Regions from separate parts of the Homo sapiens genome. Here region 1 is linked to region 2. A link is a contact called in ENCODE Hi-C or POLR2A ChIA-PET data. All regions are on one chromosome and are shown on one strand. Each heading gives the region's core, a stretch centred on a gene start or an enhancer-like site at or near the end of the contact. The rest is flanking DNA. Distances are from core to core; before and after follow the strand shown. Region 1 overlaps C5orf67 (chromosome 5 putative open reading frame 67). Region 2 overlaps C5orf67 (chromosome 5 putative open reading frame 67).

Evidence for each region. Hi-C counts contacts between places; a loop is a spot of excess contacts on that map. ChIA-PET counts read pairs that join two places held with the same protein, here RNA polymerase II (POLR2A).
Region 1: a loop to region 2 is called in a map of posterior vena cava, with 27 times the contacts of the local background. The contact joins two enhancer-like sites. A Hi-C loop is called at or near these places in 3 of 168 maps with a recorded cell type or tissue (heart left ventricle, left ventricle myocardium superior and posterior vena cava). POLR2A ChIA-PET finds 5 or more read pairs at or near these places in 3 of 52 experiments (GM12878, PC-9 and activated CD4-positive, alpha-beta T cell).

Annotation. Positions count from the first base shown.
Region 1 is chr5:56,587,655-56,590,482 of GRCh38, forward strand. All of the region lies in intron 1 of C5orf67 (chromosome 5 putative open reading frame 67), which reads right to left. Among named protein-coding and RNA genes, the nearest start is that of C5orf67, 17 kb to the right of the region's middle. RefSeq lists enhancers at 1,146-1,225, 1,356-1,615. Within about 2 kb of position 1,402, at least 18 of the 41 ENCODE cell types and tissues checked have a DNase peak (open chromatin) inside an H3K27ac peak, as active enhancers do.
Region 2 is chr5:56,542,797-56,545,642 of GRCh38, forward strand. The region is part of intron 2 of C5orf67 (chromosome 5 putative open reading frame 67); the gene reads right to left. Among named protein-coding and RNA genes, the nearest start is that of C5orf67, 62 kb to the right of the region's middle. RefSeq lists a silencer at 2,292-2,492. Within about 2 kb of position 1,380, at least 4 of the 41 ENCODE cell types and tissues checked have a DNase peak (open chromatin) inside an H3K27ac peak, as active enhancers do.

The sequences.
Region 1 (2,828 bases), core at 152-2,651, 45 kb after region 2:
TTTGGTAGAGTAAGACAAAAATAAACACATAAATGTATATTTCAGGTTATGATAGGGGATATGAAGAAAAAGCAAGCAGGGAGGTAGGAAGTGATGGGGATTGAGGGTGATGTTTTAGATGGGTGGTCAGGGAGGCCCTTGCTCAGAAGGGGAAGGCTGAGTGGAAAGCTGAAGGAAGCGAGCATGAGCCATAAGGACATCAGAGTGGACACCCAGGGAGAGGAAAAAGCACGTGCAAATGTCCTGTTTGGGAGCATGCTTCTTACTTTGAAGAAGCAGCAAAGAGGCCAGGAGTAGAAAGAGTAAAGGGAAGCGGTGGGAAATGAGGTAATAGAAGCGGGGCCCAGAATGAGAAAGGCAGACTCTGGCAAGCTCTGAACAGAGGAGAGGCACCATCTGATGACTACTGGCATAGCAGGATGCCTGCTGAGTAGGAAGAGTTTGAGCAGTCAGGGACAGAAGCAGGGAGCCTAGTTTGGAGGCAGCTGCAGTAATCCAGGTAAGAGGTGATGGAGCTGGGATAAGGTAGCAGTGAGAGAGGTGGGAGTGGAGAGTTTCTGGATATACTGAGAAGAGAGAGCTTCAGGAAGTGCTGATGGACTGGGCTTGCGGGATGGCCTTGGTCCTGAAACTCCTGGCAAGGGAATAGGCCCAGCTGTCAGCTTAGAGAGTGCAAATGCATCAGAAATCAAGGCCTCTTGAATTCTGGCTCTTACGCAAGAGGCAAAGACCCCATTTATTTAGCACCTACTATGTGTCAGGTGCTGCCTTAGGTATTTTCACAGAAACTTCTTCCTCACAAATCTTTGAGATGGGTTTGACTACTTCCACTTCATGGGTAAGGAAACCAGAATCTCAAAGAAGTTCAATCAGTCAGGGACGGAGATCTGAACCTGTGTCTACCAGTCCCCAGGGCTGTTAATCAGAGACCTTTACAGAGGGAGAGCCTAGCAGAGTGGCTTGGGGGTCGGGGGTCGCTGCAAGCTCAGCAAAGGGAGGCACCAGAATAAGGGAACCCTCACACCCTCCCAGGCAGCCACAGCTTCGCACCAGAGCTCCAGGGTGGAGCTGCAAGTCACGGGTCTGACCTAGCACCAAGCTTCCTCAATAGGATCCAGGATGTAGCTGCTGGGGCTGCAGCCACCGGAAGCAGGAAAACCAACTAGGGACAGGCAGGAGATCCAGTTGACCCATCCAAGCCCCAGGCCCGGCTTTCCTGCGTGAGAGGGAGGGTGCCACCAGGTGCTGCCCACAGCCCCTGTAGTCAACGCCCTTCAAATTTAGTTTCCACATTTCAGCCTCCACACACCAAAACTTTCAGCTAGCCATCCTGGGAGGAGCCCCTAGGTCGCTGCCTCTGGGCTGGCTGGGGCCGATTGGAGGAAATGGGCCTGCACTCAACACTTGTGCACCTGCACTGGGCGTTGTGTATTTCTCCTCTGGTTGCCAGAGCAACAGAAACAACAGTGGCTGCTGAAACCCCCTTAACACCACAGCCCAGGCTGACCCTGACCAATGGCAGCCAGACCTTGCATCTTGGCCTCTTCCCTTTCCTCTCACCCCCCTGAAAGTATCTCCTCTGAAACCAAAAACTTAACCGGCCTCTTTCACTGAGCTGAAATGGTTCTCAGAGCTTGCCCAACTCTGAGCTCTTCCTGACACGCCTGGGTTTCTGACTGTCAGCACCCCAGGGAGAGGGTGGGACGCCCAGATCCAGGCATGGAGCAGAATGTCGCCTAGGGAGAGCGCCGGGAGCCTCCTCCTCAGAACCACTGCGGAAGCTACTTTACTGCAAACAACCTAAGTAAAGTGGGCAGCTTCCCAAGGTGTGGCCCCAGCTGCTGACCCCAGAGTTTGTACTCAAACACCCGTGGGCCTGGCTACTGCCCTTATTGACAAATCCAATCTCATCAGATGCTCTGGGGCTGTAGGTCTTCATTCCATGTCAGGAATGCCCCGCTTTGAGAGGACTTGTGATTGTGGTAATTTATGACACCAGCTGCTGTGAAAATGACTGGGGAATGGGCAAATTGCCCTGCCTGTAAACTCACAAATGGACATCCAGGACCAGAGATGCCCTCGCTCGGAAGCAAGCACCCATATCGCCCTGCCTCAAACTGTGGGGTGCTGGGCTAGCTCACGTTTCATCTCTCAGGTTGCTGTTCAAGTTGCAACCAGAGAATTCCATGTGCTCAGCTGGGAAACAGGACACCAGGGTCCTTCCCTCCATTCTGTGAGTATCCACCACAGGAGGGTGAGGGAAGAGGGCACCTCTATGCTGTTTTTTTAGTTATTTCCACAACCCCACAAGTTAAATATAGCATTTTCCACATGTGTACAACTGAGAAAATCAAAGTTCAGTGAGGTTAAGTGACTTGTCTGAGATTGCACAGTGAGCAAGTAGCAGGACCAGGATTTGAATCCAGATTTCCTATCTCACATTATACTGTAGAGGCATATTTAAAGTCTTTAATAAAGGGCTCAGTTCCTTGATTATCCCACACAATAAACAAAATCATAGGTACTCTATTAGTTTGCCAGGGCTGCCATAACACAGTATCACAGTCTGGGAGGCTAGCAACAGGAGTTTATTGTCTCACGATTCTGGAGGCTAGAAGGCCAAGATCAAGGAGTGGGCTACTTCTGAGGCCTCTCTCCTTGGCTTGTAGGTGGCCATCGCCTCCTCCCTGGGTCTCCACATGCTCTTCCCTCTGTACATGTCTATGTCCTACTCTCTTCTTATGAAGACACCAGTCACGTTGGTAATCCTAGCGGGATAATTCCAGTGACCCCATTTAACAATAATTACCTCTTTAAAGACTCTCTTC
Region 2 (2,846 bases), core at 130-2,629:
AACACATAGCGTATGGTTCTGCTTTTTTTTTTTTTTTTTTTTTTTGAGACGGAGTCTCGCTCTGTCGCCCAGGCTGGAGTGCAGTGGCGGGATCTCGGCTCACTGCAAGCTCCGCCTCCCGGGTTCACGCCATTCTCCTGCCTCAGCCTCCCAAGTAGCTGGGACTACAGGCGCCCGCCACTACGCCCGGCTAATTTTTTGTATTTTTAGTAGAGACGGGGTTTCACCGTTTTAGCCGGGATGGTCTCGATCTCCTGACCTCGTGATCCGCCCGCCTTGGCCTCCCAGGTTCTGCTTATATGAAATGTCCAGAAAAGGCAAAAAGCAAAAATATTGGGCCAGTAAGCAGATGAGTGGTTGCTTAGGATAGAGAGTGGAAAAAGAAGTGATTGTGTGTGGGCATGAGGCTTTTTAGGGGGTGAGAAAAATGTTCTGAAATTAGATTATGGGGATTGTTATACAATTTTATAAACATACAAAAAATAGTTGAATTGTATACTTACAGTAAGTTAATTTTATGGTAAATAAAGTTGTTAATTTTAAAAAAAAGATTCAATACAAGTTTGTGTTTGAAACATAGGAGATAACAGAAAGGAAACAATACAAGAAGAAATTCATCTGTTAAGCCTGTTCCATGGACAGGCTAGCTTTTGTTCTCCCTTGCTTCCTCCTCTTGAAAACAGCGAGTCTGATGGACTGGGATCTGAGCTCAGAGCTAACCTAGGTATTTTAGACACTTCAGTAGTTAGAGAAATTCCTTTTAGTGATCCCAAATCACACCTTGGGTATAACTACCTCCACTGCAGGACTGGTCAGGTTAGCAACCTGGAAAGGCATGAGGGGAAAAGAATGAATCATCAGAAAATATATAGTGTAATCATCTGAAAAGGTGACTCACGCATGAATTTTTACATGCCTATTCTTTACTCAGACCCCAGTAATATCTCTTACATTGAAAAACTATACGTCCTCAGGTTTCCAAGCACAAAATTGTGTTCAGACATTGCATTGCTTTTACCACAATCTGCATACAGCACCAGAGTCTGGAGATTCTGGGTCAGTGTGATCCCAGGACCAGTAACATCAGCATCATCTGAGGACTTGGTAGAAATACAGACTCTTACGCTCCACCCTAGGATTACAGAATCAGAAACTGGGTGTGGGGCCCAGAAGTCTGTTTTAACAAGCCCTCCAGGTAATTATTTGCATGTTAACATTTGAGAACTACTACTGTAGGTCATGATATGTGCGTGCACACACACACACACACACACACACCAGCCTCACTTGGGAAATGATGCTTATTCCAAGACAAGAGCTACTGTCTTGTAAGGGCAGAAGTTATGATGGCAAATATACGGCAGGAATGCAACCACTTCCATCTTCCCTATACATGCCTGTCACCACTAATCCATCACTGCAATCTTTCATAATGAGTCAGGGTAGCAGTGCCTTTGGCCATCTAGCAGGAGAAAACCTCACCAGGTGTCCTGCACTAACATGGAGTTGGGTGGGGAAAGGCTGAAGTAGATTTAGAAATTGCAATGTGGAGAATTTGGCAGAAAGTGAGAGCCTGATATAGATAGTGTTACTAATTCCCCACGGTCTTGGGTGGCCCATAGGAGATTAAGAATTTCCTATTATCCAAGCTGGGGAACATGGGCTGAAAGATTGGTAGATCCAACAAGGCCTGGAGTCCAAACAAATAAACTCACAAAGTGCCAGAATCTCAAATCCAGAATTGAGGGGCAGAATGAAACTGTCAGATGCGAACATGAGGTCCCAAAGGCCAGGTGGAATCAGCCACATCTGGTGGAAACTGATGCAAGTTATCCAGTGACAAGGTAGGACAAGGGACATCCTGGAAGAGGTCACAGAAGATCCACGGGACAGCTCACACCAAAGACCCCCCTCCCAGCTTCCTTGTTCAAGAAGAGTAAGCTTTCCCCTCCCAGAAGCCATTTCGGGGAGGAGAAGGTAGAAAGGATTTTCTTTGAGAACACAGATATAGCCCTGATATTGAAATACTTAACTGAATACTTACCCCAAAGAGGCAGTTATAAACTGGAAGAGACTGGGTTATCTGTGAAACTGTGAGGTAGATAGGAATTTTAGATCTGTTTCAGAGAATAAAGTTAAAATTTGGGGGGCAAACATCTGATTTGTAACTGTTCATAAAGCTACCTATCAAAATGTTATGGATTTCAGGTTTTTTTTTTTTTTGTCTTGACATTAGTTTCTCCTGGTCCAGCTAAAACAAGCAGGGCGTGGGAGGCAGATGCAAAGGTCGGCATTGGCCTCAGAGGGTTGACCAGCTCCAGGTTTCAACACGAGGTGCCCCTTGTCCTATTTCAGAATGCTTCCCCTTCAGCCTAAAAGGTTTCAACAGTTAGTGCTTCCCCTTCAGCCTAAAAGGTTTCGACAGTTAGTGCCATTTGGTCCAGTCACATAATCACAGCTGGTAATTGGAGAAGGTGAACATGTGCTTCCAACATTCACTTTTCGTAGACTCATTAGGTCAAAGATCATCTGAGCAAACCCTCTCATTTTACAGATGAGGAAACCAAGGTCAAAGAAGCTAAACTAAGTTACTCGCGAGCTGTAGCTGGAAAAAAGCTGGAACCAGAATCCTAATTGCTCCAAGTCCAAATTCACAGCTCTTTCTAGCACATCAAGCTGCTCATAAACCAGAAATGATCCGTTCCACACACTGTAATCATAAACCAAAACCCAAAGATTCCAAGTAGTCTCTTTCTTGAAAGAAACCATTGGTGTTTGCTTTACTTCTTCTTCCTACATGTGTTTTGAGAGATGTTGTGAATCTCCTGATGAAAAGCTGTTCTGAG